Regions from separate parts of the Mus musculus genome. Here region 1 is linked to region 2. The links are chromatin loops, found by intact Hi-C in ENCODE. Cell type or tissue: left cerebral cortex. All regions are shown on one strand. Links, peaks and the distances in the headings refer to the core of each region. The heading gives the core; the rest is flanking DNA. Region 1 overlaps Gm31358 (a long non-coding RNA gene). Region 2 has its middle 67 kb from the start of Ccna1.

What was found. A loop is a pair of places that touch in the nucleus more often than their neighbours do. Peaks named below come from ENCODE experiments on the same cell type or tissue, not always from the same donor. Only the 100,000 strongest peaks of a DNase experiment are listed, where the experiment ranks them.
Region 1: it touches region 2 in a loop (2.7-fold over the local background); 3 of 42 quality-filtered maps call a loop at or near these places.

Annotation. Positions count from the first base shown.
Region 1 is chr3:54,923,643-54,939,683 of GRCm38, reverse strand. The region is part of intron 2 of Gm31358 (a long non-coding RNA gene); the gene reads right to left. Among named protein-coding and RNA genes, the nearest start is that of Gm31358, 16 kb to the right of the region's middle. In left cerebral cortex, for the core only: a CTCF peak has its summit at 6,900 (motif pointing left); a DNase peak (open chromatin) is centred at 4,922.
Region 2 is chr3:54,980,079-54,996,119 of GRCm38, reverse strand. No RefSeq gene overlaps it. Among named protein-coding and RNA genes, the nearest start is that of Ccna1, 67 kb to the left of the region's middle. In left cerebral cortex, for the core only: no CTCF peak of the experiment used is centred there; DNase peaks (open chromatin) are centred at 4,063, 6,552 and 7,059.

The DNA.
Region 1 (16,041 bases), core at 3,413-11,412, 57 kb after region 2:
TTTGTTTTGTTTTAAGACAGGCAATCACCATATAGCACTAACTGTTCTAGAACTCACTATGTAGACCAGGCTGGCCTTGAACTCACAGAAATCTGCCAGCCTCTGTCCCCCTAATGCTGGGATTAAAGGCCTGAGCCACCATGCCCCACCTAATAATGTTGTTTTCTTAAACTTATAGTTTATTAAGAGGATAATTCTTTCTGGAACATTCATTGAGATAACATAACAAACACACACACACACACACACACACACACACACACACACACACACCAAAACTGGCCTTTCTCCCTTAACAAAACAGGACTTACATCAGTCAAAGTTGAGAACCTCAGAAGGAGCCGGGCGGTGGCACATGCCTTTAATCCCAGCACTCGGGAGGCAGAGGCAGGCAGATTTCTGAGTTTGAGGCCAGCCTGGTCTACAAAGTGAGTTCCAGGACATCCAGGGCGATACAGAGAAACCCTGTCTCGAAAAAAACAAAAACCAAAAACAAAACAGGCAAAATAACTTTTTTACTACCGGAAGATCCAGCAATACCTCTCCTGGGCATATACCCAGAAGAAGTTCCAACTGGTAATAACAACACATGCTCCACTATGTTCATAGCAGCCTTATTTATAATAGCCAGAAGCTGGAAAGAACCCAGATGTCCCTCAACAGAAGAATGGATACAGAAAATGTGGTACATTTACACAATGGAGTACTACTCAGCTATTAAAAACAATGGATTTGTGAAATTCTTGGACAAATGGATGTATCTGGAGAATATCCTTAGTGAGGTAACCCAATCACAAAAGAAGTTATTAGATATGCACTCACTGATAAGTGGACATTAGCCCAGAAACATAGAACACCCAAGATACAATTTGCAAAACACAAGAAAATCAAGAAGAGGGAAGACAAATGGGTGGATACATCATTCCTCCTTAGAATAGGGAACAAAATACCCATGAAAGGCATTACAGAGACAAAGTTTGGAGCTAAGACGAAAGGATGGACTATCCAGAGACTACCCTACCTGGGGATCCATCCCATAATCAGCCACCAAACCCAGACACTATTGCATATGCCAGAAAGATTTTGCTGAAGGGACCCTGTTATAGCTGTCTTGTATGAGGCTATGCCAGTGCCTGGCAAATAAAGAAGTGGATGCTCACAGTCAGCTATAGGATGGAACACAGGGCACCCAATGGAGAAGCTAGAGAAAGCACCCAAGGAGCTGAAGAGGTCTGCAACCCTGTAAGTGGAAAAACAAGATAAACTAGCCAGTATTCCCAGATCTCGTGTCTCTAGCTGCATATGTATCAGAAGATGGCCTAGTCGACCATCACTGGGAAGAGAGGCCCCTTGGTCTTGCAAACTTTATATGCCCAGTACAGGGGAATGCCAGGGCCAAGAAGTGGGAGTGGGTGGGTAGGGGAGCAGGGCGGAGGGAGGGTATAGGGAACTTTCGGGATAGCATTTGAAATGTATATAAAAAAATATCTAATAAAATAAATAAATAAATAATAAAAAAGAGAACCTCATAAAGTATATCAGTCAAAGGTACTGAGTATATAAAACTCCAGGCCTACAACATAATCATAAAGGTTACAGAAATGAAGTCAGGGCTCAAGACTTCCAGGCACAATTCTGCGACTCTAATTCTGAGATCATGAAGCTGCCATTGCTGCCATCCAGAAGTTAAGACATCTCCAGGAAAGTGCCGTCAGTGCCATAGGTACTCAGCAGCCCCCAAACAGATGACACACTGCAATGTGAAGCACTAGGACTGCCTAGGACATCAAGTAGCCACCACTGCTGCTCAAGGGGAAAGCTCCTTTCTCCTCCAAAGGCAAGCACATCTTTCTGATAGACCATCAGCGACATCCAGAATTCTACATTCAATTCCCAGGTCTCTGACTCCTGCAATCTAGGGCAAAGCAGAAGGAAGCTTAGAAGTGAGTAATTGCCAACAATCACATCCAGCTCAGCCCTAAATCTAAATGTGACTCTGCATACAGAACTCTTCTAAAGCAGGTTTAAGATACGTTACTTTCGATGGGTGAGAACCTAACTCTACTGCCCTACTCCAGAATGGCCACCAAGAGACGTGTTACCCTTGAAGGCACAGAATGTCCACTTTAGCTGTAGTCCAAGAAGTACAGACCACATCTCAAGCCAGCATCAGAACTTGGCAGTATTATTCATGTAGTACTTATTTTGCAGCCATGAAGAATGCAAGCATGAGGGAGTTTTAGAGGTTTGCATTCAAGTCCCAGAAAGCCACTGAGCTCCAACGATGCAGAGCAAGGTTGCATTTTCTGCAAGCAGGCCCTGGGAGACAATTGCACAGAGCTGGAGAAACATAGCCTAAGAGAAAACAGAGACACCAGGCTGTTAGAAATCCCAGGGCCATGGGAAATTTACCTAGGAAAGTGGATCCAGCTCAAGAGAGAGGTCACACACATGTCTACAGGTTGTAGGGCTGAAGTAGTGAGGCTCCTCAAGGCTGTTGGAACCTGAGCAATCCTATCATGAGCCCCATGAGCTGCAGAATTGGTTCTTGTCTTCACTGAATGTCTCTCTGTTATGCCTATGTTCCTCCTTTGAGCATGGGCATGCTAACTCCTGCCAGCTGTATGTTATCAGTACATAAATTGTCTTCTTGACAGGGGCTCACAGCTAAGAGATTCCTGAGACTCAGAAGAAACTGCACTTACGTTTTTGAACTGTCTTGGGACTGGTAAAGCTTTCAGGACTTTAAAGAATAAACCAATTTTGCATTATGAGATGAGCAATAGCTTTTGGAAGATCTGAAATGGATAATTAGAGTTCAAAAGTTATTTGTTTGGATGTCAAGTCTTACATTAAGGGAACGTGTGAGTCAGTCTGGGTCAGCTACTTGATGGGCTTTGGGATTGCCTGGAATACAAACCTCTAAGCATCTCTGTGAAGATGGCTCCTTGGAGGTTTAACAGAAAAGGGAGGGTTATACTGAACGTAGCTGGCATCATTCCACGACGTAGGGCACCACATGAATGTAGGTACTTTTCTGTTGCTATGGTAAACGCTACGAGGAAAAGCAAGCTGGGGATAAAGAAGTTTGTTAGACTTAAATGTTACAGTCCATCACCGAGAGAAGCCAAGGAAGGAACTTAAGAACAAACCTTCTGTCTGCTTCCTGACAGCATATGCAGTGTGACCAGCTACCTCACATGCCTTGCCTGCCACGATGGACTGCACCTGTACACCATACATCCTGGGGTTTTTTTGGTTTTTTACCTTGGTTTCTTCATATATTACATCACAGCAACATAAAAACTAATAGAGATCTTTATTCCACTATATTAAAATATACTTTATCAAGGGGCAAACATAGAGGATCCTATGATTAGATCATGACAGAATCAAGTTAAACCACTCATTTGGCAAGATATTTGTAATGATCCTCTGTTGCACATGAGTAAAATAAAGGACTGAATGTTTGGTTCAAAGACATGTGGTTAGTACTGATTCTATGCTGGTGATAACAGCCACTTCCATCACTCCAGTGTTGGTTTAGCTCATGGATTACAGACATATTCACCTTGTGGGAACATTTCATCTGATACCTGTGCTATTTATAAAATATAAATACATTTTGAACCACAAACTTTTTGGAAACCATTTTATCACCTTTCTATTCACTCACGTGTATTTTGTAATTTATGGTAGTAACAATACCAGGATAGAGGATATTTCTAAATAACCTTGGCAGATAAAATGAGTAAAATTCTCCCACAATTCTTATGGGTCTTTAGTATTTTCTTAACTAAAATCATTTTTAATCTTAGGCTTCTAAAGATCAGAAACATATGGATAGGGATTTGCCCTTTTCTTAGAATATAAATCTGCTAACAGAATAGTTGTAACATTGGGGATAATGAATTATGTCATATCCAGTAAGCTTATGAAAATATTGCCTTCCAAATTGTCTTTGGGGGCGGATCTCTTTTTAAAAGAAAATTAATGAGAACTAGGAATTAAAGTTGCAGAATTTATAGTATTCTCTCTTCACGACTAGAATGTTCTTCCAGAGAAAGATGACATTTGTGCCTCTGAGACATCCGCATACCTAGTAATGCTTAAGTATAATTTTAGATTATATTAAATATAACTGTAGAGGTTTTGTAGTGTCATTTGGCATCGTTCCATGAAGGGAAAGAATCACGGTGTCTTCACCACTTCAACAAACCCCAGGAATAATTCAGGGTCATTTGAAAATAGCCAAGCCATTTTCTCCAACAAGATTTGAGAAGTAGCCTAGTCTGGAACCAAGAATTCTCCCAAGGTCAAGATGAGTCTACTGTGGAGATAATGACCCACACTTTGCCCATCTGGAAATGAGGAGTCCCAGCTGCCAGACTGTGGTGTCCAAGAAACTCAGTCATGTTCCTTCAGGAACATTTCTCTGTAGCCATTTCTAGTTAGTTGCCTGGAGAAGTTCTGAACTGCCCAGACTGGCGTACTTTGTAGAGGTAAAGTCATTGATTTTAAACAAGATCATTGTACTTTTCTATTTGTTGTTAAAGAAGGACCTGAAATTGTTTAAGTTTCACACCCTATAAACTCTCGATCTACCTAAGAAGGATTTCTTTGCAAAGATGTATTACAAATGAAGTTTTACAATTGGGTTTCATGAGCTTTAGAAAAAGCCCCTCACTGTGGTTTGTATAAATAGGCAAATGGTCTTCCTAAGCAGTCGTTCAGAGACTGGGGGCTAGTGAAATGAACACTAAGACTTGGAGGCCAAAGGGATCCTAATTTAGACACACACCCCACACCACTTCACCCCCTGCAAACCTTCGTAGCAACAAGTGCACTGTTGTACTGAGAATGACCAAGCAGGTGTTAATTCCAGCCTCGTTGCTAAGGAGACTCCTACAAGGTCTGCATGATCTGCCCCCAAAGCTCCCACTGAAACCCACACTCAACATCCCTGAGAAAATTCAGCAGCCACCTACATCATGATGACTAGCCAGCAAGTACATTAAAGGCTTGGCTCCTCTGAACACCATACCACCATGTCTCCTACAGGCTCTACTTGCTGAACTACAGCAGATCAAACATTCACGGAGAGCCAGAGCTGATCCACTGATGGTTGTCAATCATCTAGGAAGAAACGGGCTAAGAATTCATAAATGTTTAATGCAATTAGCAAATCACTGGCTTCACTTTTACTCTCCGAGCTCACTAACAGCCTGGAACAGGCACAATGTAATTAAGATGAAGTAGGGCGTTTTTTTTAATATATATTTTTTAATTATGCATGCTAGGGACTGTAGTGGATGGCTCAGCAGTTAGGAGCATTTCCTACTCTTATAGAAGACCCAAGTTCAGGTCCCGGCACCCATAGGACAGCTAACAGTAGTGGGATGTAAAACCATGCCAGGAAGTTTGGTAAGGTAGAACAGGTCGAGACCCAGAGACTCAAGGCTTCAGTGACTCCCACCTCCCTGCCAGACTCCTGACTTGAAACATGTGCCATGCTTCTCACATAAAAGAGATGTGACCACAGTCACGTAGGCCCAAGACAGAGTTCTCCATGCTAATGAGGTACCTAGAGGCCTGGAGGGCTTAGCTAATAAGCTTCCCTTCCCAGACATTCCTCCCTGCAAAAAGTGTTTAATCTCAAGCTCACCTTGAGAAGTGAGGGGTGGGGGTTTGTATAATTTTACGAATCCATTTTCTACCATGACAATAAACTATTTGGAAGTGTGGACTGCCTCTTTTCATCAAGATCCACTATGGGGAGCCATGGAGAAGGCATTCGCCTACAAAGCCTGAGCCTAATCTCCCTTAGAAGGCCACTCTGTGTTCCCAGCTACAACTGACACCAAGTCAAGGACAATTATCCCCATGGGACAAACCAGAGCTCCCCTCTCCCCCAGCCCCACCCCCATCTCCCACTCCCCCATCCTCAAGCTAGATGCTGTCCCTAGCCCTCAGACTCCTGACTACTTTATTTTTTATTTTACTAGATATTTTCTTTATATACATTTCAAATGCTATTCCAAAAGTTCCCTATACCATCCCCCAGCCCTGATCCCCTACCCACCCACTCCCACTTCTTGGCCCTGGCATTCCCCTGTACTGGAGCATGTAAAGCTTGCAATACCAAGGGGCCTCTCTTTCCAGTGATGGCCAGCTAGGCCATCTTCTGCTACATATGCAGCTAGAGATACGAGCCCTGGGGGTATTGGTTAGTTCATATTGTTGTTCTACCTATAGGGTTGCAGACCCCTTCAGCTCCTTGGGTGCTTTCTCTAGCTTCTCCATTGGGGGCCCTGTGTTCCATCCAATAGCTGACTGTGAGCATCCACTTCTGTATTTGCCAGGCACTGGCATAGCCTCATACGAGACAGCTATAACAGGGTCCCTTCAGCAAAATCTTTCTGGCATTGTGCAATAGTGCCTGGGTTTGGTGGCTGATTATGGGATGGATCCCCGGGTGGGGTAGTCTCCCAAGATACAAATTGCAAAACACAAGAATATCAAGAAGAGGGAAGACCAATGGGTGGATACTTCATTCCTCCTTAGAATAGGGAACAAAATACCCATGTAAGGAGTTACAGAGACAAAGTTTGGAGCTAAGATGAAAGGATAGACTATCCTGACTATTTTCTTTGCTCCTCCAAGACTCCCAGTGGCGCCTGGATGTCCAAGGGTCTGAGAACCCTATGGACCCGGCCGTGGATCCCCCAACCCCCATCCAGCTCTGGCTTTCCCACATCTCAGACTGCACTTTCCCACCCCAGAGCAGTGTCTCAGCACTTCCCTGCAGCCCAGCTGTGTCCCACTGGCAGATCTAACTGGACCTACAACCCTACAGTTTTCTGTAACTGCAGTTCCAGGCAATCTGATGCCCTCTTCTGGTCCGAACAGGCACTTGCACACATGTAGTGTACATATATGTCCACAAGTCTTTTAAAAATCATGTGTGCTAAAGTAACGTCTATTACTGACATCAAATAGCCATTTGTTATTTTAAATTATATAAAAGAATCTCCACAGAATTTATTAGGTCCAAAGGTAATCTTGCCTTTAAAGGAATAGAAATCCTTTAATCTCTTTAATAAAATGCATGAACCTGGATGACATTATGCTAAGTTAAAATAGCCAGCCACAGAAGAAAACAAACTTCTTTTATGAGGCATTTAAAGGAGTCAACTCATAAAAAAACAAGAATAAAATAGATTGAAGGTAGTCCCTAGAGGCTAATGGGAGGAGCAGAAGGAATTGCCATTCATGGGTTTAAAATCTCCGTTGAAAAAGATGATCCACCTCTGTAGAGTTTGTTTTGATAGATAACAGGGCTATATTCTACCCTTTAAGATGTTAAGGAAGATGACATCCTGTGTTAGCATGATAAAAAAAATACATCAAAGAAAATGAGATGTGGAGAGAAGAGGGAGAAAAGTTGCGGGAGGAGGTGTAGAGGGAGGGAGAAGAGGAAGTAGGGGAAAGAGGGGGAGGGGTCACACAAAAAAAGAGATTGTCCTAAGGAAATGAATGCAAGTAACTTCTCACCTGATGGATGATGGAGTCGGAGGTGAGGAGTAGGGGGTGAGAGTAGAGGGGCTTTAGTACAGAGCAGATGCCAACATCAGAATAAAGTTTGCCGGAGATTGGCTCGCCTCCTTGGTAGCATCTTTAATACAGAAAAGCATGGGCACGAGGGCCCCTTTTAGAATAGTCTAAAGCTCAAAGCTTTTGCTTTGATGCTGTTTGCCTGTTTTGTGTCCCAAGCACAAAGACAGGCAACACTTAGGGAAACTAAGGGCAGCGCCACGAAAGTTCAGTGGTCAGCGTCCTGCGAAGTCTTATCAGGCTGTCCTTCATAACCGTTCACTGGCGGTGGCGAGGAAAGGACAGAAGATGTCCGTTTTTAAATTTCCTTGGTTCAGCAATGCAAATATTAATTTTATTAAGCAAATACCAGTCGTTGAGCAGAATTTTCAAGCATACTGCTCGACAAATTGGAACATACACAGAAAATTCCTCCTGGTGATTGCCAAGGTCTGATGGTTTTTCTCAAGGAAAAGCCATCATAAGATTGAGGTATGCTCTAATCTGGTCATTTTTTTACCAAGAATAGAACCTATATCTGAATAAGGTAAGAGCCCTGTTCATTTTGATATCTTAGTTGGAAGACTCTTTCCCAGCAACGAACCAAGTGAGATGCCACTTTAAGGAAAGACTGATAGCATTCGCTGCCAATGCTAAACCTCAGGCTCTCCAAAAGAACCGGGACTGTAGACAGGCACATCTGTCACCACAGACCTGACAGAACTCTTCTGATGACATTAGAAGAAATAATAACAAATATTACAGTTTAATGAATAAATATACCAACACTTTGAAGATCTATACCAACACTTTGAAGATCTACACAACGCAGTGAGCTGACACCCCAAATGCCCCTCCCTGTTAAGACACCCACAGTTAAAACACCCAGAGCAGAAGACAGACCAGGAAATTTCAACATGATAGAATTCTGAAAAGTTCATTGATACAGTTTCAGATTCCAAATTGCATCCTACTTTTAAGAAAATGTCACTATTTTTTTCTTATCTACCACTACAATTGGGAAGTCTTATCTAAGAATATGGATTATTTTCTGAAAAGGCTATTAAACCTTTCTAACAACTTACCTGTAGGAAGCTGGCCCTCCCTAATACATGTCAATCAAAACAGCACCCTGGTGGGGTTTGAGGTCACTCACTCAGTAAAGAATGCACCACTCAAACCCAACGACCTGAACCCACAGAAAAGATTGGAGGAGGGATGTGACTCCACAAAATTGTTCTTTGACCTCCACATACACACTGTGGCACATGCATACACACATAGGCGGCATGCATGCCTAAATAAAATGTAATAAAATGTAAAACAAAAACCTCTCGTTGTAGATTGATATGGTTTTCAAAATACATCCATAGACTACTTGGCATTGAGTTAGTAGAGTCCGATCCTCTAATTTTTATGTGCAAGCCACATGACTAATAATCTTGAATTGTAAACTGGCTAAGCAGGTAATGGTTATGTTGTATATGTCTACTTCAGACATTGATTCTCACTTCTAGTGAATAATGATCAATTAAAGGTGACTGCATGGCTTATAGTAATGTTTAAGAGGCACTACATTTCATTTCCCTTTGTTCTCTGTCTTTCTGTCTGTCTGTCTCTCTCTCTCTGTGTGTCTTTCTCTCTCTGTCTTTATCTCTGTGTCTCTGTCTGTCTGTCTGTCTGTCTGTTTCTCTCTCTCTGTCTGTCTGTGTGTGTGTGTGTGTGTGTGTGTGTGTGTGTGTGTGTGTGTGTGTGCGAGTGTGTGTGTGCGTGTATGTGTGTATGTGCGTGTGTGTGAATGTGTGTGTGTGTGTGTGTGTGTGTGTGTGTGTGTGTGTACTAGCAGGGAGTCCCAGTATGCTAGAAGACAACTGAATTTAATCAGAATTGGGTTGATGAGTTAGTTGGTTGCCTGATGCATCTAATAACAGAAACAAGAAACAAAGAAATGAAAAGTATTTGGAAAGAAGTGGTACCCATACTGGATACTCTCCAGTTCCTGCCTCTACGGCCTCTAAAAACAGTTTCAGAAAAACATGTCCCTCCCACACATGTTTACTGTAATACATAAACGCTTTGTTGTAAATTTAAATGTGGTAGACTTTTTGATATATAATGTACTCTCATCTATCACTTTTAAAATACTAACCCATAGATTTAAATACCATATAATTTTGGTACCCACCATCATCCATTTAAAGATGCTTAGAAAAGAGCTTCTTACGGTGAAGTTTCTCATCCTTTCTATTTGAGCCTGTACTTTCAATCCACTCCCTTCACACCTACCCCCAGAACTGAATTTTATAATATATTTCTGTACTCATGGGATTTTTATTTATCATCCTCACACATTTCTATGCAACAAATATGTATATAACCTAAAGTTTAATATGTTTTTTTCTATTTTTATGAGCATGGAGTTCTAGATGGTAAAAAAAAATTCTTTCAGACTGAGCTGCTACTGCAACTATTATAAAGTGGCTATAATGTTTATATACGCAAATGTTTTGACAAAACAACATGCTAAAAACCTTTATTAAATGCTATTAAATAGAAAACTGAACACTTTGTTGGAATTTCTCTTAGAAGAGCAGGGACAGTTAAAGTCAGTGTCTTAGTTACTTTCCTGTTGCTGTGATAAAACACCATGAGCAAGGGAACTTAGAGAAGAGAGAGTCCACATCTATGATGGTGGAAGGGAGGCATGGTGACAAGGGTAGGGATGGGTGATAAGGTAGGAGCTTGAGCAGAGATGGCAAGCTGAAAGTGTCCGAGCTTTTCAATCTCAAATCCTGTCCTCAGTGACATACTTCCTTCAACAAGGTCACACCACCTCAGCCTCAGGAAACAGTGCCACCAACTGGAACCAAGTTGTTCCAGTGTGAAAGACGATGGGCAACATGTCTCAATCAAACCACCACAGTAAGTGAGGATAGCTTTTTATCATTGCTTCATCAGTGTTTAAATGTTACTTATTTTGGGTTGATAAAAAAATATATAGGCCATTATTATCACCCATATTTTACTTATATGTGTATTTCAGAAGCTTTTTCTGATACTCAAACAATAGAAATTTTATAACAATAGCATTTGTTCTAGGTCTATTTCTGTGCTGTGACAAACACCCTGATGTTTGTCAAAAGCAACTTACAAAGAGCCTATATGCCTTACAGTTCCAAGTCACAGACCACAGTTTTGGAGAATTCAAGGCAGGGAGTCATGTGACCTCCTCAGTCAGGAGCCAAAAAGAATAGACAAATCCTTGCTTGCTCCCAGCTAGCTTTCTCCTCTCTTTGCCTAGGGAATACCGATGCCCACAATGGCCTTACACCAATTAATAGTTAAAGCAATGCCCTCACAGGCATATGCCTACAGGCCAACCGGATCTAAATAACTCCTCATTTAGACTCTCTTCCAAGGTGTCAAGTCTAGGCTGTATCAAGTTGGCAGCTGAAAGTAAATAGCACAGCAGTCAACTCTTTGAATTCCTCCTGAATTGAAAGTTATAATAACCTATGTAAGTGTCTTAGCTAAGGTTTCTATTGCTGAAAAGAAAAAAAGAAAAAGAAAAAAAAAAAAAACCACCACCACCAACAACAACAAAACCCATCATGACCAAAATGTATGTTGGGGAGGAAAAGGTTTATTTGGCTTACATCTCCAGATCATAGTTCATTATTTGTGGAAGTCAAGACAGGAACTCAGGCATAACTGGAACCTGAAGCCAGGAGCTGATGAAGAGGCCATGGAGGGGTGTGTTTACTGGCTTGCTAGGCCTGCTTTCTTGTAGGACCCGGCCACCAGCCCAGGGATGACTCCACCCGCCATGGGCTAGACCCTCCCCATTGATCACTAATTGAGAAAATGTCTTATAGCCGGATCTCATGGAGGCATTTTCTTAATAGAGGCTCCTTCCTCTCTGATGACTCTAACTAGTCTCAAGTGACATTAACATACAAAACCAGCCAGTATAGTAAGACTCTCTTATCAAGGGTGTCAGATCTCAGCTGAGAATTTATTAACAGTAAAGATTCTTCTAATTAAAAAAAAAATGAAGATTCTTCTAATTTGTAAAAGTGTTTGTTATTCAGCTGTTAAAATAATTTATTTCCCAATATCTTTGACATATGTTTTAAAAAAGCTTTATAAGACTTATCTGAACAACTGAAATTATACTTTTTAAACTTTCCTTTAGAGTCGTGCTGCTTAATCCAGATTTTTACAGCAAAACATGACAACCTGAAAGCAGAAGAGGTGATTTCATTACACTTTTTCTCTGGGTACGGTAGCGCATGCCCATAGTCTTACACTGAGAGGGCAGAGGCAGGATTGCCACAAGTTCAAAGCCAGCCTGGTCTACAGAGTAAGTTCCAGCCAGAGCTACAAACTGACACCCACATCACAACCTGTTTGTCAAAATGGTATTTTTATTAGTTATTTGATCACATCACAATTTTTAAATTAAAATTGATAATTTGAGTCAAATGTTGATTCACAAGGGGTGGTAAGAAGTGATGCCCCTCATCTGGCGTCTCCTGATCATGTTCATTTTACACATTTCAACAGAACTTTTAAAAGACAGAAATTGTTTGTTCAATATGTGGAGAAACCTTCCATGCAATACAACCAACAAAAGTAATATCTGACAAACAGTGAGCTAATTCTAAATGTCCTTAAAAAGGGTGATGTCAGCTTAAAATTGTCCTTCATGGGAGAAGTTACTGAAATATTTTATGTGAATATTCACTTTTAAGGTCAATCTATAGACTCAATATAATGTTTTCTAATTGGTTATGATAAAAATAAATCAGTAACATCAGGTCCTCATGGTGATTTTCTAAAACTATGCATTGGTCAACTACAGTGATAACTCTTGATAGATGAAGAGACTAATAAAATGTGTGGCTGCCTCTGTGTCTTCTGTATGTGCATCAAGCCTGTTTCCTAACTTTTTTACAAAATAAGGTTTAAAGGGTTAACATAAAATCAGAGTTCCGAGCCAGTCTTGACAACCCCTGCCCTATAATCTGAGCATCTGAGAACCCGACCTGGGCAGGAGGGTCATGAAGTCAAGGCCAGTCTAGACTATTTAGGGAGACCCTGGCTCTAAAAAAAACCCAAATAATTTTTTTTAAAAAAAACTATAATTTTCTATTAATTTTGTTGACTACAGAGGTTCCTAATAATAAATTCTGACGCTTCCACTGATCTTATAAAAGCAACAACAACAACAAATTCACAACCTTTATCACTGGAAACTTTCCAAGCAGCAAACAACTACAGCAGTATTGCCTGTTACTAAGAAGAAGTAAATATTTTGTAACATAAAGTTATTAGCAAAATTAGAATTCATATTTTATCATTTGTTAAAAAGGGATTTGTCTTCTTAAAAATTGTATGAATTTACCTCATATAAACATATTAGCTTGTAATTCTTGAGTTGGGTGTAGTGTTGCATACTAGAATCCCAGCTCTTGAGACACAGAAACAAGGTTACTGTGTGTTTGAAGCCGATGTAGGTCAGGTGCTCAACAGGACATTGTCTTTAAACATCTAAATTAGTCTTCAAAAACTGCTGGTCATAGAAAGCATGGCAATGATGTGTAAAAACCAACAATATGAATGTAACTTTACTCAGATATTTCAATGGTTCTTCTTGTGGTTCTAGACCACAAGCTCTAGAATGGGTCTTATCATCGTCAACCTCAGCAATACCTTTAGAATACCTTTATGGATAACACTTCACAACACTATCCCAGCAGAGTGGGCACGTCGCCGCTGATCAAACACAGCCTGTATCGTGACAGTAGCACTTTACCCCTGGGGTCTTTCTCCCCAAATCTATATATCCCAACAAATCATAAGAAAAGCTGTAGAGAAATGCCAACAAAAGGACATTTGACAAAGTGCCTTACCAGTACTACTCTAGTTTGGGAAGGTCATAAAGAAAAAAGAAGTTTAAGGAAATATCACAGCCAAAAATAGACAAGGAAATAAGATAGCGGGTGTAATGTGGCACCCTGGATGCAGTCCAGACTGATACCTTTTAGAAGCTGAGAAAACCTGAATAAAACATGACCCATGACTAAGACAGGAGCATTAATTGTTTTGTTAATTGTGATGAAGATGCCATCACAATGTGAGATGTCATTGTCAGAGCTTATAAAGGGAGACGGAGAAACAGGAGCCCTCTGCCAATGTCTACTGTTTCCATAACTGTAATTGTTCAAGAAGCCTGGATTGTATTTGTTAAACATCTCCAAGTGAAGTATCTTTGATGGATAAGGCAAACATTTCAGGTAGATATGAATGTGGCTTTGATTGTTGGCATTTCTCTAAGGTATTCTCTTTCTTTAGCTTTCAAAACTAAACTTTTGTTGCAGATAGGGTAGAGATAAAAAAGCCAAGGTCATTAAACAAAACTATTGTTTTTCCTTCTACAGCATTCTATTCAGCATCTGAATTTAGAACGGTACAAGTGCCAAAAATAGACCGCTTTCGCCTGAAGCAAAATCCATAGGGAACAAGAAAAACAGTGAAGGCTCGAGACTTTAAGTTAGTTAATGTTACTAAAACTCTCTCCTAAATAATCTGATGATATCATTTTATTTAGCATGATAAAGGTTTTACACCCTAGTTGGCTTGGAGTGAGGGATGTCTGTGCCTTTCTCAGATCACATGTCCGGAGGGTAATATAAGCTCCCATGAGTTCTCAGATATATCAACTTAAAAATAATTGACAGAAAGTGCGAGAACTTCCTTAAAAGTACCCCCTCCATGTCCCTACTTGCAGGTCATCCTGATGTATGCCTAGCTGAAAGGCTACTGGGGCTGACAGGAGCCCAAGCTGAGGATGGAGGGAAGTGGTGACACAGGAGCCATCAGGTGAGAAGAGCAGCAGGGCTGCCAGCTAGATGCATTTGATGGTGTTGAAGAAATTGTTGCTAAAGGACCTGGCGAGGTAGAGAAGGAGGATGATGGAGGGAGAGGAGATGGAGTGGGAGAGGAAGAGGACACAGCAAGAAGATGGAAACTAATGAGGTGTCTTCTTGACTGGAATTTTAAGGTGAGGAAAGGCAAAGCCAACAATGGGGGTCTTCATCCTAGGGTTAAGTGGGAAAGTAAGAAGACAGGTGGCAGGCTGGTGAGATGGCTCAGCAGGTAAAAGCACTGATTGCTCTTCCGAAGGTCCTGAGTTCAAATCCCAGCAACCACGTGGTGGCTCATGACCATCCATAATGAGATCTGACACCCTCTTCTGGTGTGTCTCAAAGATAGCTACAGTGTACTTACATATAATAATAAACAAATATTTGAGTCGGAGAAAGCAGAGGTCCTGAGTTCAATTCCCAACAACCACATGATGGCTCACAACCATCTGTACAGCTACAGTATCCTCATAAAATAAATAAATCTTTTTTTAAAAAAGAAGAAGAAGAAAATGGGTGGCATTTTCACACAGATTTGAAGGTCACTCTGGCAGAAGCTTGTCTTGTTCATTACCTGTTTCCTAAGCAGTTCCTGATATATGGGAGGTGTTATTACTGAATAAATGAATGTATTTAGATTGCAAAGCACTCCCAGAGTGAGCTGCAGGTTGAGACTTGAATGAAGAGGGTTGTATGACTGGCCACACTCTCTGTCTGTTTTGTTGTTTTTATGTCTTTAAAAGACAAGGTCTCTCTCCATATCCTTGGCTACTCACCATGCAGATAAGGCTATCCTGGAACTCAAAGAGATCTTCCTGCTTCAGCCTCCTAAGTGCTGGGATTATAGGTGTGCACCACCACACCTGGCTGGCTGGCCATGCTTAAATGCATTGGTTCCACAGACATTTAACTACACAGAGCTTGCAGAGAACTTCCTTGACCTCTTTTGAAGAACATGTCTGAAACATGGAAAAAAAAATGGTTCATTGCTCAACTGTGGGTCCGCTGGGTACTCATACAATTCTCCACTAATGCGGAATCTCGTGAAAAAAATCAGGATTGAGGCATTTTCTTCTTCTCCGCACCAGAGAACCTTGGCTGAGATGTGTAAACCCCAAGGCTGATGAGTGTCTATGGAGCACACCAGGCTCCGTGGGATAGTCAAGGCCACACACATGTCTCACGTGTGCAAGGCTATGAAGCAAGGCCAAGTGTGCAACAACTGTGCCTGGCGTGGAAACTTCTCACTTCTCTCCCAGAGATGATCAACCCTTGTATAATTATAATTTTTGTACTCTTTTAAAAAGCATTTTTTCAGGCTGACATCTCTCAGGTAATATAGATTCCCCCCACCCCCACCCCAGGATTGTCTGAGGAATTAGCTGAAGAACCAATAACAAAGCTATTGCCAGACAATGGGAACCCTCAAAGTCAAGAGTTTTGAAAGGATTTCAACTTCACTAACTGTCTTAGTTAGGGTTTTACTGTTGTGAACAAACACCATGACCAAGGCAACTCT
Region 2 (16,041 bases), core at 3,327-11,326:
AAGCATATCTTTGATATATTTTTCTTTTTGTTTAAATATTAGTATAAATGGGTATTCATGGTATTTTTAATTTGGTGGGGCCAATTAACTTAGGGTCTTGGTGTAGAGCCTACTCAGCTTCTCCGTGGATCAGAGGATTTGGATGCACCATCCCAGAGCTTAGTAAAGCTCACCCTAGAGGTTCTTACCCCTGCAGCCTCGGTGACAACCAACAGACTGTTTTTAAAGGCAAGCCAGGAGCTCGCACAATAAGGGTCCCAGCACACTGGGAGTAATACTTAGTTCTTTCCTGTGTGTTCCCCCCTTTTCTAGCTGAAACTGTGTGTCATAGTTCATAAGTGACAGAGCATCAGCCTTCAACTTGGCCCATCATCTTGGCACATCAGATGACTACAGTCATCTAGGAAGAGGAAAACTCGACTAAGGAATTGTCCAGATCAGAGTGACCCATGGCAATGTCTATGGGCATTTTATAGATTGTTAATTTATATGAGGGCCCAGTCCAGTGTAGGTGGCACCATTCCCTAGGCAGTTGGGCCTGGGCTAAAACTGGCATGAATAGATAATAACTGGTAAGCAGCGTTGTTCCATGGTTTCTGCCTAGGACTCATTCCTTTAGTCATTGTTTTGGTTTCTCTCAGCCAATGGTCTATGTTACCTATAACAAGTTGCTTTTCTCAGAGCAACAGAAAGCAGAGTACAATGTATGATGAGAGGAGAAAGAACTGGCAGAAATATTCCAACAGTTCTGTTTATCAGTGCAAGCATCTTCCTGTTTCAGTTAGAAGAGGCAGCCTGCTCTGGAGTTATCAAGAACTAAGACTAGGACAGTAGGCTCTGTGCACAGCAAATCAAGATGGCTGCTATCTTAACCATGCTGAACACCTGTTCTTAACTGGAAGGTGGGAACATGACAGTATTTGCGTTTGAGGTCTTTATGAGTATGAAATGAGATCTTGCAGTCACAGAATATGCAGCATTGCAATGGAATGGAAGTTCTGGAAACTCCCATTTCCAATGGAAATAGGAAATTCCTGTTTCCTATCAGGAGTAGATCATAACAACTTATATAAAGTCTGTGGGGGTGCTCTCCTGTTTTTGTGTGGATGGTTTAAAGATTCAGTGGGGATGCTGGAGTTTGGAGGCAGTACATGCATTGGGTACAGCAGTATTTCCTGGGAAAGAGCACACTGGGCAATAGCTGACTGGTCCCTCAGAGTTCCTGGAAAATGAGCGAATATGAGGGGTGATATTTTTGCTTCAGTTTCCTGGAGGAAGGCACTTCCTAGGCATCTCACTGACATGGATAATGATGCTGCTCAAAGCCCAGTTGGCCACCCACTGTCTCCTAATTGCCCAGGACACTGAATTTAGACCATTTTATAATATCTCTCTCCCTCCCTCTCCTCCCTCCCTCTCTACCTCTCCTCCTTCTTTCCCCCTCTTCTTCTCTCCTTTCCTCCCACTTGCCACTCTGGAAAAGAATAATTCATAGGGATTATTTGTTCTTAAAGGAAATCAAGCATGGAAAACAAGGGACAGATCACAGGGACATAGATAAATACACCTAATTATAGGCTGAGCTATTAGCATGACAGGAATTGCTGTTTTTGAAAATGATCTGACAGCCAGAGAAAGCTTCTGCCACCAGCCCAGTCTGTCTGTCAGCAAGCAGGGCCATGACAGGGCTCCCATTGGGCTGTGGGCTCATGCCTTTTCCTTCAGCTCTGCTGATGAAATTGAGCTTAGTATCTCCTGACCCCTCTTTCTCAGAGACCGATCATAGATGTTGCTATCCGTGCTTTGCAGGCCTTTTGCTTAGATTTCTCAATTGGCTTATTTAACAGCTAAAGCCCCTTAGACACTGGCAGATCTTGGCTCTATTCTGCATGGAAAATTTGTGGACCTTCTCTGCAACATCTCCCGCCACAGGGAGATCCTTTCGTATTTTAGCCCCCATGACCCACGTAGATGAAGTCAGACATTTTGAGAACTCTTCTGTCTATTCAGAAAGTATCTTTGCCTGTGAGAAGAAAAATAAAGGACTTTTATGCCCTGTTGCCTGGGATCCTGGTGCATCTGGTTGATGTACATGGCTACATGGTTTCACACAACTGTAAAGTGGGTGTTCTGACGCTGGCTGAGTTTATTTGGGAAACAAGCATGCTTTAAATAGTTAAGGACAGTTCTGGAGATAAATGTAGAGTATATAAAATCGAGTGGGAGTTAGAATCACGTATGTAACAGGAATCTTATTTTAACGTGATTGACGCCCCCTTTGCCTGCTTGAGTTCCTTATTTTGGTCTCAACTGGTCTTAGGTATTTGTGTATATGCAGGGATGAGGAAAGTTTGAGCAAAACTGCAGAGGATCACGAAGAGAAAGCTGAAGAATAACATTCAACTTCCTCCATGCAAATTAGGAGTCTGCAGCAGCACCATTGTCTCAAAAGCTGAGCAACTGTGGTGGTGGTGAGACTGGGCTAGAGGGTCCATAACCTTCATTCATTCTCACGTACCTCTAGCATGTCAATGGGCATGCCCTAAAGAGTAGCACCTCCGTAGCAAGAAGGAGATAAACCTGCATGAAGCAAAACCAGGAGTGTTGCCAATCTATGTCTGTGCACATCTGTGAGCCATGAATACACAGCTGATGGCTGGTGGATCTGCTAGTCTGGCTGCATGGCAGGCAACATGTCCCCGCAGTGGAGTTTTGGCTGGATACAAGGGAGCATGCAGTCTCAGAGGGGTGCAGCTGGCTAAAGTCAAGAAGACTCTGCTTTGTCAGTGGCATCCTTCAAAGTTGTATTAGTCAGGGTTCTCTAGAGTAACAGAACTTATAGAATGAATCTCCTATATTTATATAGAATAGGGGTTCATTATAATGGCATACAGGCTAATACAACAATGGCTGGCTATGAATGGAAAGTCCAAGAATCCAGCAGTTGCTCAGTTTGTGAGTCTGGAGGTCTGAACTGGTCTGCAGTAGACTCTGGAATCCCAAAGTAGGCTCTAATGCCGGTGAGAGAATTGACTTGCTATCTAGGGGAGAGCAAGCAGGGAAAGATGAAAAGCTTCCATCTTCCATATCCCAAGATAGACTTCCAGCAGAAGGTGTGACTCAGATTAGAGGTGGGGTTTTTCCCAGCTCAAAGGATCAAGATTAAAGGTGTGTCTTCCTACCTCAAAGATACAGAAGTGGCTCCTCCTATTTTAAATTAAGCAAAAATCCCTTATAGGTGTACCCTCCATTTGGATCAAGATTAAAGGTGTGTCTTCCTACCTCAAAGATACAGAAGTGGCTCCTCCTATTTTAAATTAAGCAAAAATCCCTTATAGGTGTACCCTCCATTTGGGGATTTTAAATAATTCCAGATGTAGTCAAAGTGACAACCAAAGAATAACCATCACACGGGCCTTGGCCAATCCAACAAAGAAGCCCATCCTTGAGGGACAGTGGCATTACTGTGAGATGGAGACAATAACATGCACAGAGCCAAAGAATATATTAGGCCAGGAGCCTGTCTTCTTTCCAGGGATGTTAAGTGAGACTACTTCTGCCATACAACTGGATTCTATTCTAGTGGGGGAGGGGAAAACAAACAGAAGAGAGAACAGAACAGAGCAGGAAAGAGCAGCAAAACTCAGTATTTTTTTTAAAGTACCTGACCATTAGTTGAAGGAATGTACACCCTTCAACAAATTTGTACACAGCAAATCTGATTACATTTAAACTGGTTGGGCATTTAGTGAGCATGCTCTTGCTGAATAGTTTGAGGCATCAAAGAAAATGCATGTTTAGAGTTCTATCAATGGGTAGAAAAAATCCAGAAAAATATGCAGCAAAGTTACCACTACTTATGAGACATCCAGAGGCAACTCCCCCTTGCTAAAGTCTTACCAAAAATATCTTGCCTTTTCATTTATTTCATCTACGTATGTATTTAGCATTAAAATGTCTCCATTTTGAGAAAAACAAGCTCATGTTTTTGAAAATGCAAGCTTTAGTATAAAGGACCCAGACACTCTACCAAATCAGACAACACTTGGCTGTCAATCAGTTTTGCTCCAAAGAAGCTCCTGGCTGGATTTATGCAGGGTAAGATGCTCTTCTGAATTTTTCAGTGGTGACTTTGTAAAAATGAGTTTTGGATTCAGAACTTGTTACTCACTTACGGAGCATCCAGGAACAGCCTGGTATCGTGCGATGGAAAGTGATCCGAGTGTCTCTGGGGAAAGATCTTTGAGGTTCTCAAGCCCTGCCACTTAGAAAAAGTCAGCGGCACGGAAGTTTATTATCTCCTTGTTCACCTGACATGGAGACATGGGTACAAGCAGCTTTCTGCAGTCTTACTTGCTTACATGGAGGCCTCCTCTCCTGTGGCACTCTCAGGGTCCCAAGCTCAGAGGTTCAAGAAAATGGTAGCCTACTCCCTAGGTAACATAGCATATGGGGCTACAGTGGCTGGTACTTACTGTGTCCTTCTGAGCAGTAGGAGATGGATGACTGCATGGCTTAACGAGATTCTCCGAGGATTCTCAGGTTCCCCTTTACATGGAAGAATCTCACCAGGTCTCAGATTTGGGAGGGACATCTTTCCTTGGATTCAAAATCATTAGATATATTGAAGAATGATCACATTGACTTATGGAATAATTTTAAGTCAATAAACAGCATAAACCACTTGGAAACACACACACACACAGAGATGCACGTGTGCACATGCGCACAAAGGCTACAGGTTCCATACTACTTTTATTTCTACTTCATGAATCAGCAAAGAAATTTTTAATCAGGAGATAATTTTTCCAGGACAGGTGGCTAGAGAGTCACAAGGGTAAAGAGATAGATAGATAGATAGATAGATAGATAGATAGATAGATGATTAAATAAATAATTAGGGAACAGCTTATCAATTTTTTGTGGCACCCAAACAGTGAACAACCCTGGGGAAGTTAAAAGCAAGTCTTCTGTGTCATGCCTGTCATGAGCTGGTTGCTTTTCTTGCTCCTGGTCTGTCTTATATGGGGCAGGATTATGCTTCAACTCTTCTACAACTTGTATGTAGTAGAGGAAACAGAAGGATTTCTGTGGCTATAGTCTCTCATTGCTACTAGTGAGCAAAGACTTACTTAGCAAGCTAAAGGTCCAGATGAGAAATGATGTCACAGATAAGATAGGGTTGGGCAAAGAGCTCAGCTGATGAAGTACTCACTTTGCGAGTAGGAGGACCTAAATTCCATATCCTGAACTCACATTTTAAAAAATAAGTTAGGCATAATGGTCCATGTTCGTAATGCCAGAGCTTGGGAGCTGGAAAGAGAGTCCTGGGGCTTCCTAGTCGGGCAGCCCAGCAGCATCAGGGAGTTCTAAGTGGCCTTGTCTCAAGACAAAACAGCTGCTACTGGAGGAAAGTCTCTGAGGTTGTTCTCCAACTTTCACACATGGGTTCACAGTTGTGCACAAGCAGCTGCCACACATATAGAAACAGACCCACAAACACACACACACAAGTACAGAAAGGAACCTGAGCTGATGGTTCACCTACAGGGAGAGGGAAAGAACTCTACAAAATGTCAGTTAACCACAGTGGATCACAGATAAGTGCTATGGGAGGACCAGCTCCCTCGTGTCATCTGGAGATGCCCACACAGCTGTGGTCATGAGCTTGAGAGAAGGCTGTGCAGTCAGAGAGGAAGAAAGGGTTTACAAGAACATTCTCCCAAATAACAGCGGTTGTGCCTGGCGTCTCCTACAGTCTAAGGAGTAATTCCAGGAATGTCACCTTGCCAGTGACCCAGGCAGTGATTGTTTAGCCCTTTTCTGCACAGAAAGCAATCTGAGGGTGCTGAAACCAGACCGTTTACATTTGTGCTTCAAAGCAAACGGTCTCCCGGGGGTTCCTTTGTTGCTTCATTTTTATGTAAACTATTGTGGGTAGAACTGGGTCTAACAAAGGTTACTAGCAGGAAACTTTCAGTTACTCCTAAGAGCTGGTGCTTCTGTGTCAGGGCCTGTCTGAGAGAACATTCAATGGGTGGTGAGGCTCACCCACAAGGAGACCTTTCTTGAACATTTCGTTCATTCACCTTTATAAGAGGAGCAATGATAGAACTCCCTAAGTGTTTTTCCCATTGTTCTCCTGGGATGCTTACAGGTCTTGGCCATACGCAACTTTGGGAAGGATGTCACTACAGTTACCTACCAGTTTTCCACACATAGATTGCCCAGATGGTGAGGAATGTCCTTTCCCATCCATCTGCTCCCTTCCCTTGGGGTCAGGGTTCTTCTGCGTCATCCTCAAAACTAAGCGGCTGGAGAGATTAGGTTTGGTTCTCTGTTACTCAGAACAGACTGCCTTCATCCAGCACTGACAATTTCTGACACCTATACCTGTCACAGCAGATCGGACCACAAGCAGGAAAAACCGGGATGCTCGACTGCTTCTCTGGGACTCCAAGGGGAGGTGTAGGCAGCACATCAATTCCGTTAAAGTGATTAACTGATTCTCTCCTGGCTTCGCTTGCCAGTGTGGATGTGGACTGAGCTGGCTGCCAACCTGGGCTGAGTTCCCATTGCTGCTGGCTGGTGGAAGCGGTGGCTTTGCTCCAGAGGCGCTTCCCTTCCAGCTGTGGCTGACTGCACTGCTTCCTGTCAGGCTGACCAGGGCAGTTCAGAGAGCAGGTGGCTCCTCTCTCACTTTTTCTGTATCCTCCTCCCACATGTCCATTTTTAATAACCCACACCCCCTCGTGCAAAGTATCTTAATTGATGTTTAAAATGAACATATGCAAATGTCTGTGATCATTATGTATACTTTATTGATAATGTAGTGTGTGTGTTTAAACTCATGTGCATGTCTGTATAAATAACAGATAGGCCATGCAAGTAAGTCTATGAACCACAATAGAGGCTACAGTGCTGTCATCATAGCTCAATTCCCAGTAAATGAAATATTTGCTTTTCTTCTCTTTGGTCGTTTGTTTTTAAGCACACACACCTCTTCCCAGGAAACTGGAGAGATAGAGTCATAGAGTCACACATGTGGGTGGTGAGATTTTTCTCAGTGGCTAGGTGGAGACGCTGACTTTCCCAGGAGCATAAAGGAAAATGACTTTAAACGAGTTAAAAGAAGTGGGAGCTCGTTTTGAGAAGACACCTCACAACTGTATCTAAAAGCTCATTCATTTAGAATGTGATCATCCACTAATTCATTTAATGGGCATTTATGGCTTTTTACTCCTGTAAAAATCAGGTCTGAGGATGGTGGCAAATCAACGGGAGATGTTTTTCTCGGTAGCTTGTGATGTACAGAGGAAGTTTCCCTAACATCGCTTTAGATCACCCGCATGGTTGCTTCTGAGATCACTTTCGTATTGCTTCCTTTAATGCCACTGAAACAGGCAAAGCTGGCAGAGTGCAGAGGTCAAAGCTGTTGCCTGCACCACTGGCTGTTGGAAAAAAAACAGAACTCGTTATAAGCTGTGTGACTTAAAGCAGGTTACTTGGCTGCTCTGCCTATCAGCTTTCTCATCAGTAGCATCAGAATGAATACAATTGATGTCTTCAATAAAATAACATTGGCAACACCATGCCTGGACACTCCAGGTCAGTGGTTCTCAGCCTTTCCAATGAGACCCTTTAATATACTTCCTTCTATTGTGGTGACATCCCAACCATAACATTATTTTCATTACCACTTCATAACTGTAATTTTGCTACTGCTATGGTTGTAATGTAAATATCTGAAGGTTATAGGGTAGGCAATCTCTGTGAAGGGTCATTTGATCCACAAGTTGAAAACTGCTGCTTCTAGGTGCTCTGTAAAGATCAGTTCTGTAGACATTGGAAGATGTTCTTGGGAGTGGTTTAAATTCTAAGAGCAGCTATTTCTGCTGAGATGGAAGAGGGTGCCCTTCTGATGTTTTCTGAAGCAGTACTTAGCCCAATTTCAGCCAATAGATTCTTCAGTATGTTTGATCTGGGAGATGGTAAAGCTGATTTAGTGGTCAGGTTCCCCACCTCTATCTTCATCCATCTTCTGCTCTAACACACACACACACACACACACACACACACACACACACACACACTCAAACTGAGACTAAGGCCCTTTCCAGCTTCCCCACCACACAGACCTTTCAGGCTGTGGAAGAAAGGGGTCAGGTGACTCCAAGGAGAAGGTGCCTGTATAATAGGCCTGAAGATTTAATGGTTGCTAGGCTACCATCCCCTGAGACTGACCTGCTTCAGCTGGCCTGAAGACATGGTAAATTCATGTTCATCTCCAGTAACCAGGAGAGTGTGTCTGCCCCGAAACAGGTTAGTGGCAAGCCAGGGAGGGCTAACTGAAGTGGACTGTGGTCAGAGGAGACCAGTAGAGTCAGGAGGATGGAGCTAAAGTCTGTTTGCCTCTGCCTCTGGCTCTTAAGGAAAAAACTAGCAGCTCGTGGACTGTATTTTATAGGAAAAGAATTTTCACAGTTTCTGAGTGGAAAGAAGGAACTCTGAAGTTGGCCAGGCCAACTTCATGGGGCCTTTGGGGATTTTTTCATACGTAGCCTTTGACTGTAAGAATGAGCTGCACTGTCCAGCAACCATCTTGCCTGAGCTCATTCCACCCTGGTATTCTAGTAAAGAAGACACTTTCAGTTTTGCCCAGAGAATATTCGCAAAACACGTATGTTTGGAGCTAGGCAGTTTGCCCAAGGATGAAAAAAACATTCATAGTTGTTTCCTTCATTCAGAAAGAAGCAAATTTTATCTAATAGCTCTGGGTTATTAATGCTCTTATTGCATGGCTGGTCTCCTGTGATTTGGGTTTTATAGGTCAATGAAGGCTCAATTGCCAAAAACAAACAAGCAAACAAACAAACAAACAAAATCTTGCTCATTTATCTATGTCACTGGTGGCACACCTTAAAGGGGATCTTAGGACCCACAGAGTGCCGTTCTCAGACCTCCTCAGAGGGGCTTCTTGGTGCAGCAGATGGCGGTGACAGCAGAAACTCACAGCTAATCAAAATGCAGAGAGTGGCAGTGGCAGTGCTCAAACACAAAGAGGATATATATGTCACACCTCCGGGCTCAGGGACCATTGCAGAAGCAGGGGGTGGAGGGGGGTGCAGGTTAGAAAGATTATAAGAGCAAGAGGTTGGACAGGACTGAATTGAAAGAGCGTCTTTGGGACATGACAGGATACCTGAAGTCAGACTCAGGTCAGCCAACATTCCAGCCTGAAGAGGGGAAGAGCTCATTGGCCTCCATCCCTAACTGATGTTGATGGTTGACATCTTCTGAAGATGAGACTACTGGTAGGTGGACCATAGTCCAGTGAATGGCCTCATACCCAAACGGGGCAGGACAAATTGGAGTTGATGGGTTGATTTTTTTTTTAAGCACATGAAGTTGAGGGATGTGTGGGGAGGTAGGGGTGGACCTGGGAGGAGCTAGAGGGCACGGATATGATCAAAATATGTTGTACAAAATTCCCAATAAATCAATAAAATATTGCATAATTTTGTTGTTGTTGTTGGTGGTGTATCTACAAATCCATATGTCATTTGCCTAGTAAGTAGATTTCAAATTCATGAGCTTTCTCTTTAGTTCCTGAGTAGTATGGAGATAGAGTGTCCATAGAGCCTGACATTGGATAGAATCTCTCAAACAGGAACTGCCAGGAGGAGTGTGGGAATCAGAACTACGGCAGCTTGGGGCCTACTGGGAACAACGTTCAGCTGCTCTGCCTTCCCACTGGAGCCTTGTCTCCTGGACTGCATGGCTCAACATGCCAGCAAGAGGCTGCCTGGCTCAGTGGCAACCAGTGAGCAACCTACAGCAAGGAGAAGCTTCATTGCCGTGACTCAAGGACAAGGTGGCTTTATTGGATCTGATGTGGAACTGGGCTCTCAGATGGGCCATCCACTACATCCTAGAAAGATGGAAGAGCCAAAGATGGATGTGACTTCTCAAGGTCACTGAGTCCTGATGGCCACACAGGTGACAAAAGGATATGTCCTGCTGGTTTTGAAATGGGGGTCTTATAATATTTCTGTTTTCCTATTTATTTCTCTCTCATTTCCATCTTCATGTAATCAACATCCCTTCGTCCTCCGTGTTTCGTCCTCCTTGAGCAGGTAGACACCGTTGTTTTGTTTTTGTTTTTGTTTTTGTTTTTGTTTTTGTTTCTTCAAGCTGTTCACCCTGGACAAGGGATGTGGGTTTCTGAATGCAGACTGTGTTTTTTGCATTGCTCCTGCCATTCCCAATACGTACCTCCGTGGGAAGTGCTAGCAGTGTTTAGCACAGAATAAACACCCAATGGGGGGGGGGGGGGAGAGGTCAGATGTGATGTTTAGAACAAGGTTGTAGAGAGTCAGTCATGTTAGCAATTCTTCGTAGACACACAGGTTTGATGGGGAGAACCCCAGAGCTGCAGGAGAGGGGTGTGGTCACTGCTGGGGGTGGGGCTTAGACACTTGCCTCCTAAGAGTCTGTCCTGGAGCCCCCAGCGTTGGGAAGGTCTCTGGATGCTTCTCTTCTCATTTTTACACTCTTAGCTCAGGGCATAATTTCAACAACACGGAATATTCTATACACACATAACACACATTCACACGCTCGCGCGCACACACACACACTCACTCACACACGTATCTATGTTTAATTAGTTCTTGGAGGCTTTCGACAATAAGTTTTGATTATATTTTCTCCTCTCTTCCCAGATCCACTCCTTCCCTTCCCACCCGGCTATTTTTTCCTTCTCCCTTTTTTATTAAATTTCCTTTACCCCGTTTCTAATACAACATAATATGATTACAGTTTCCCCTCCCTCTACTCCTCCGTTTCTCCCAGCTCCATTCCCATCTGGATCCACTCCCTTTTTGTCTCTCATGAGAAAAAGAACAGGCTTCTACGAGATAACAACAAAACATAATAGAATAAAATATAAGATAAGACAAAAAAGAAACCCCATCATTTTGTTGAACAAAACATGCCAAAGGAAAAATGAACGAGTCCCAAGAGGTTTACAAGAATTAAAGACCCATCTTCACACACTCAGGAGTCTCATAACGTATGGAACTGAAAGCTATTATGTATATGCAGAGGACCTGGCGCAGGCCTGTGTAGGCCCCGTGGTTGCTGCTTCAGTCTCTGGGAGTTCAGATGAGCTTTCCTCAGCTGTTTTCAGATGAACTTGTTCTCCTGGATGACACAGAATCTTAATATTTAAAAAAAAAAATAAATTATTTTTGGAACCCACTTTAACGCTCAAAGTCAAAAAATAGGCAGGTGACATAAAAAAGTAGCTTTCATATGTTCCCTTATTCTGTCTGTAAAAAATAAAAAATATTGTTGAATGAGATTGCTTTTCTTCTTCTTCTTCTTCTTCTTCTTCTTCTTCTTCTTCTTCTTCTTCTTCTTCTTCTTCTTCTTCTTCTTCTTCTTCTTCATTACACAACCTTATGGGATAAGTTGACAGGCAGCTTAGACTCAGCAGTACTTTTCCCCATCGGAATGGAAATGGTTATTCCTGGGAGATCTGTATTTGCCGATACAACACAGGCTGGGTCCTGCAACTCTAGAGAATGTTCATTTCGCTGTCATTGTGAGGCTCAAGGGCTGGAGTAAAATATCATTGGGAAGCACGTGTTGAGTAACTGCAGGACTGCGCATGCCCCCGCACCCTCACCCTCCTTAACAGATCTCCTTAGTACAATGAGAACCCATCATGCTATGGTTTCAGTCTCTTCTTACAATCATCCCCCAGGCCCCCAGGAAAGGCTGCATTAAAGAAGCCCATTTTCTCCCAAGTATTCACGAACGCAAAATAAGCCGGGCTTTTATTTTGCTCTTGAATCTGCAGAAGTGTGTCCATCTGAATAAATTGATTTAAGTCTCTTTGAAAGCAGGCTGAGTTTGATTTCTCAGGGATGTGGCGCTCTGATCAATAAGCGTTTACCTTTAAAAAGTACCACCATTTAAACGAAACACAACAAAGTCGCTTCATGGGATTTCAATACAAAAAAACCTTTTGAATGACAAAGGGCTTAGACTTGTTCTTTGATTTGAGAAATCTTTACAGAAAAAGAAAGCCAACTAAAAAGATCAAGTAAATAGAACTTTAAAATTCCCCCCTTGGATTCTCTGTGGCTAACGAGGGGATGTGATTGTAATCCATGCACTAGAAAGAGCTTTTTGATCATAAAAATGATACTCAGTAAATATCTGATCTTGTAGGATTTGAAAAACACTGGGAAGTCTAGGAAAAAACTGGCATGTTTTATTTTAATTACAGTATACAAAATGTGCCCAGGTTTTGTGAATTCTATGCTGTGTATTTTTTTCCTTGTAATTATTCAAATTTGACATAACCTAAATTTATATAACTTATTTCCTTTACTATTTACTCTGCCAGAAGAAGGTCTAGCTCTCTTCACCTCTGAAGCTGTCATATGTTTCATAACAATTTAACATTTTTTATTCTTGGAGACAACCATCAGACTGAGTTCAGGGACCCTGGTAGGTGAGCTGCTGGAAGGACTGGACGATCGAAGGAGGATTGCATCCCATGGGAAGAGCAACGTCAGCTGGCCTGACCACCCAGTACCCCCAGGGACTAGACCACCAACCAAGGAGTGTACAGGGAGGGACCCAAGACTCCAGATACATATGTAGCAGAGGATGGCTTTGCCTGACAGCAATGGAAGGGGAGGCCCTTGGTCTTGTAGAGGTTCGATGCCCCAGCGTAGGGGAATGCTGGAGTGGTGGAGCAGGAGAGGGTGGGTGGAGGAGCACCCTCACAGAAGCAAAGAGGAGCAGAGAGAGGCAGATGTGGAATGAGAGGTTTGTGGAGGGGTAACCGGGAAGTGGGATATCAGTTGAGGTGTAAACAACTGGAATGATTAATAAAAGGAAAAAAAAGAAAATTTTTATTCTTAAAGTTTTTCATAGGATAGAACTGAGTTAGCTATATGGAGTTCTACCCATGTGCCCCTCATAATACAAAGCAGTTTCATCAAAGCCAGAAATTCCCTTTGCTGCCCCTTAAGGTCACCCCCTCTCTCTGCCTCTGCCAATCACTGGCAAAACTGATGTTTTCTGACACTGTAGGTTCATCTTCTCCAGAATGTCGTAAACAGGGATATATAGTATATAGCAAGTGTCCTTTGGGCTCTGGACTCTGTCAGGCATCAAGATGCATTTAGGGTCACCCACATTGGCACATGTGTGAATATACATACATACATACATACATACATACATATTTTTTTGAGACAGGGTTTCTCTGTATAGCCCTGGCTATCCTGAAACTCAGTCTGTAGACCAGTCTGGTCTCAAACTCAGAAATTTGCCTGCCTCTGCCTCCCAAGTGCTGGGATATTTTAGGTAATAATACACAATAGCCTCATACTACACATTGATTACCCCCTCCTCGCCGATGGAAATTTGCATTCTTTTTAGTTGATATTGATGAGTAAACTATTGTAACTATTTGATTGTAAACTATTACTGAGTATGTTTTTAATACCTTTAGGCCAATACCCAGGGTAAAGATTGTTGGGTCATTAACTAAGAGTATATTTAGCTATTATAATATTATAATTATATGTATAATTATATGTGTTTATTATAATTATATATTTCATGTAATATATAATACATTACACATATAATACTACATAGCATATGTCATATATTATATATAATTATATATACTATAATATATAACAATATATAATATAATTATAGTAAGTATATTAAACATTATATACTATATATAGTATTATAATTATAATAGTGAACCTTTCCACCAAGCAAGGTTTCTACTCAATTGTGCACTTCTATTCCTCCTATAAGTGGTCTGGGTTATGGTCACTACTGCTCCTAGCCCGGTGACTTCCAGACTAGAGCTGGATTGGAACGGAAACTCCTATCTCTCATTTTCTGGGGCTATCTAGGTGCCAACTCTGCAGCATTCTGCTCATTGTCTGAAGGTGAGGGGCCCTGTGGTCAAGTAAACTGGGTAATGTTGTACACACTACTTCCTCAGGGCACAACAACTTACTTAGTAAGGCTCTGATTCTGTGGAGGTTTGCATGATAATGCCCCCATAAGTTCTCAGAAGTGGCACTATTTGGAAGGATTAGGCCCTGTGGCCTTGGAGTCATTGTGACCTTATTGGAGGACGTGTGTCACTGAGGGTCGGCTTTGACATTTCAGAAGTCCTCGGTGGGCCCTCTGGCTCATTTTCTCCTCCTGCTGCCTGTCAATCCTGATGTAGAATCCTCAACTTCCTCTCCAGCACCATGTCTGCCTGCGTGCAGTCATGCTTCCTGCCACAATGATAATAGACTAAACCTCTGACTAAACTTCTGAATGTAAGCAAGGCCCAATTAAATGTTTTTCTCTTAAGAGTTGGTTGCCATGGTAATGGTGCCTCTTCACAGCAATAGAATAGTGACTAAGGCATAGTAGTAGGAAGGGGCTTTTGTAACTCATACTGCCCACGTTTATTTGCCTGAAGGATCAGTTTCACTGAAACCTACTGTCTCTGCATCTGTTCAGATGCAGGTAAAGAAAGAGAGCCTAGATCTAATGATACACAAGGCCACACCTACTCTAACAAGGTCTCCTAATCCTTCTAATCGTTTCAAATAGTTCCAATCCCTGGTGACTATGCATTCAAATATATGAGCCTATTGGGGACATTCTTATTCAAACCACATCTATTGTCATAAGCAATCTTCTGGTAGGCTGTGCCCCACTCCAGAGGAGTAGGGCACTGATGACCCTCCGGAGCAACAGCATAACAGTTGAGGTTGTCAGGGAGAACAGAGATGTCTAAAGCTTACATCCACCAGGCTGGAAAACTCAGGACATTCCCATTTTTCCAGGATCCAAACACACAACTGATCACTTTCATTTAGTATGATGAAAGGGAAACAAAAGACAGGCCTTGCCAAGCTGTTGGCGAGTGTCTATGCATAATCCAAGCATAGCCTTAGGCGTTTGTGAAGCTATTGGTAGGACTTGGAAGTTTTGATCATCACCAAAGGAGCAATTTCTAATGATACCAATAACCTGTTATGCTCATACAGCAGATAGAAGAGTAGCAAATTTTTCTTAGTTCTCATCTATAAAAGTCTACACAATCTAGCTTTTTGAAAAGCCTTTGGCACTTCTCCCTGCAAACTCAAGGAAGGAAGGAAGGAAGGAAGGAAGGAAGGAAGGGAGGGAGGGAGGGAGGGAGGGAGGGAGGGAGGGAGGGAGGGAGGGAGGGAGAGAGGGAGAGAGGGAGAAAGGAAGGAAGGAAGGAAGGAAGGAAGGAAGGAAGGAAGGAAGGAAGGAAGGAAGGAAGGGAGAAAGAGTCCTATCATGTAAGAAGCAACAACAGAAGCATTGCATTCTTTTCAGATGTTTGTCTGTCCACCCTTTGTCTCATGCCTTATCACCCTGCAGTCTATCCATCCAGCTCACTGTCTCCTCCTCTGGCACAGTTGCCTCCCTGTGGGTCCCTGCACGAGGCCTCCTGCCAGCCCATAGCCTGGCTCTTTGCACAGTTCACATTGTATACCCATCTGGAGCCTTCCTGGACATTGCCAGAAAGGACAAAAAACCTCTCTTTCCTAAAGGGGCCCCTGCCAAGCTTGCTCAAAGCGATAGTCAGCTAGAGCAGTGTGCTGTGCTCCCTGCAGCTGTTTATCTGCCAGTCCCCATGGCTGGGTGATGGATACAAGGTGGTGTGAACTGAAGTTCCTATGGAAAAAACCTATGCCCATGTTAAAGATTCTACAAGGCTGATCAGAATTTTTGTGATTATGGGGACCTGGAATGTTGCAAGCCGAATTATCCAGGACCATCTTTAGCCCACTAATAGGCATTTATTGAGCACCTACATGTTTGGCCAAGCAAACATGTTTACTAGTTATTACTGGGTAAAGCTTTTTGTAATAGTCAAACAGAACACCGGCTTTCACCAACTCACAGACCAACCACCTTCTCCTCCTCCACACAAGTAGCAGACAAACAGTAGCAGAG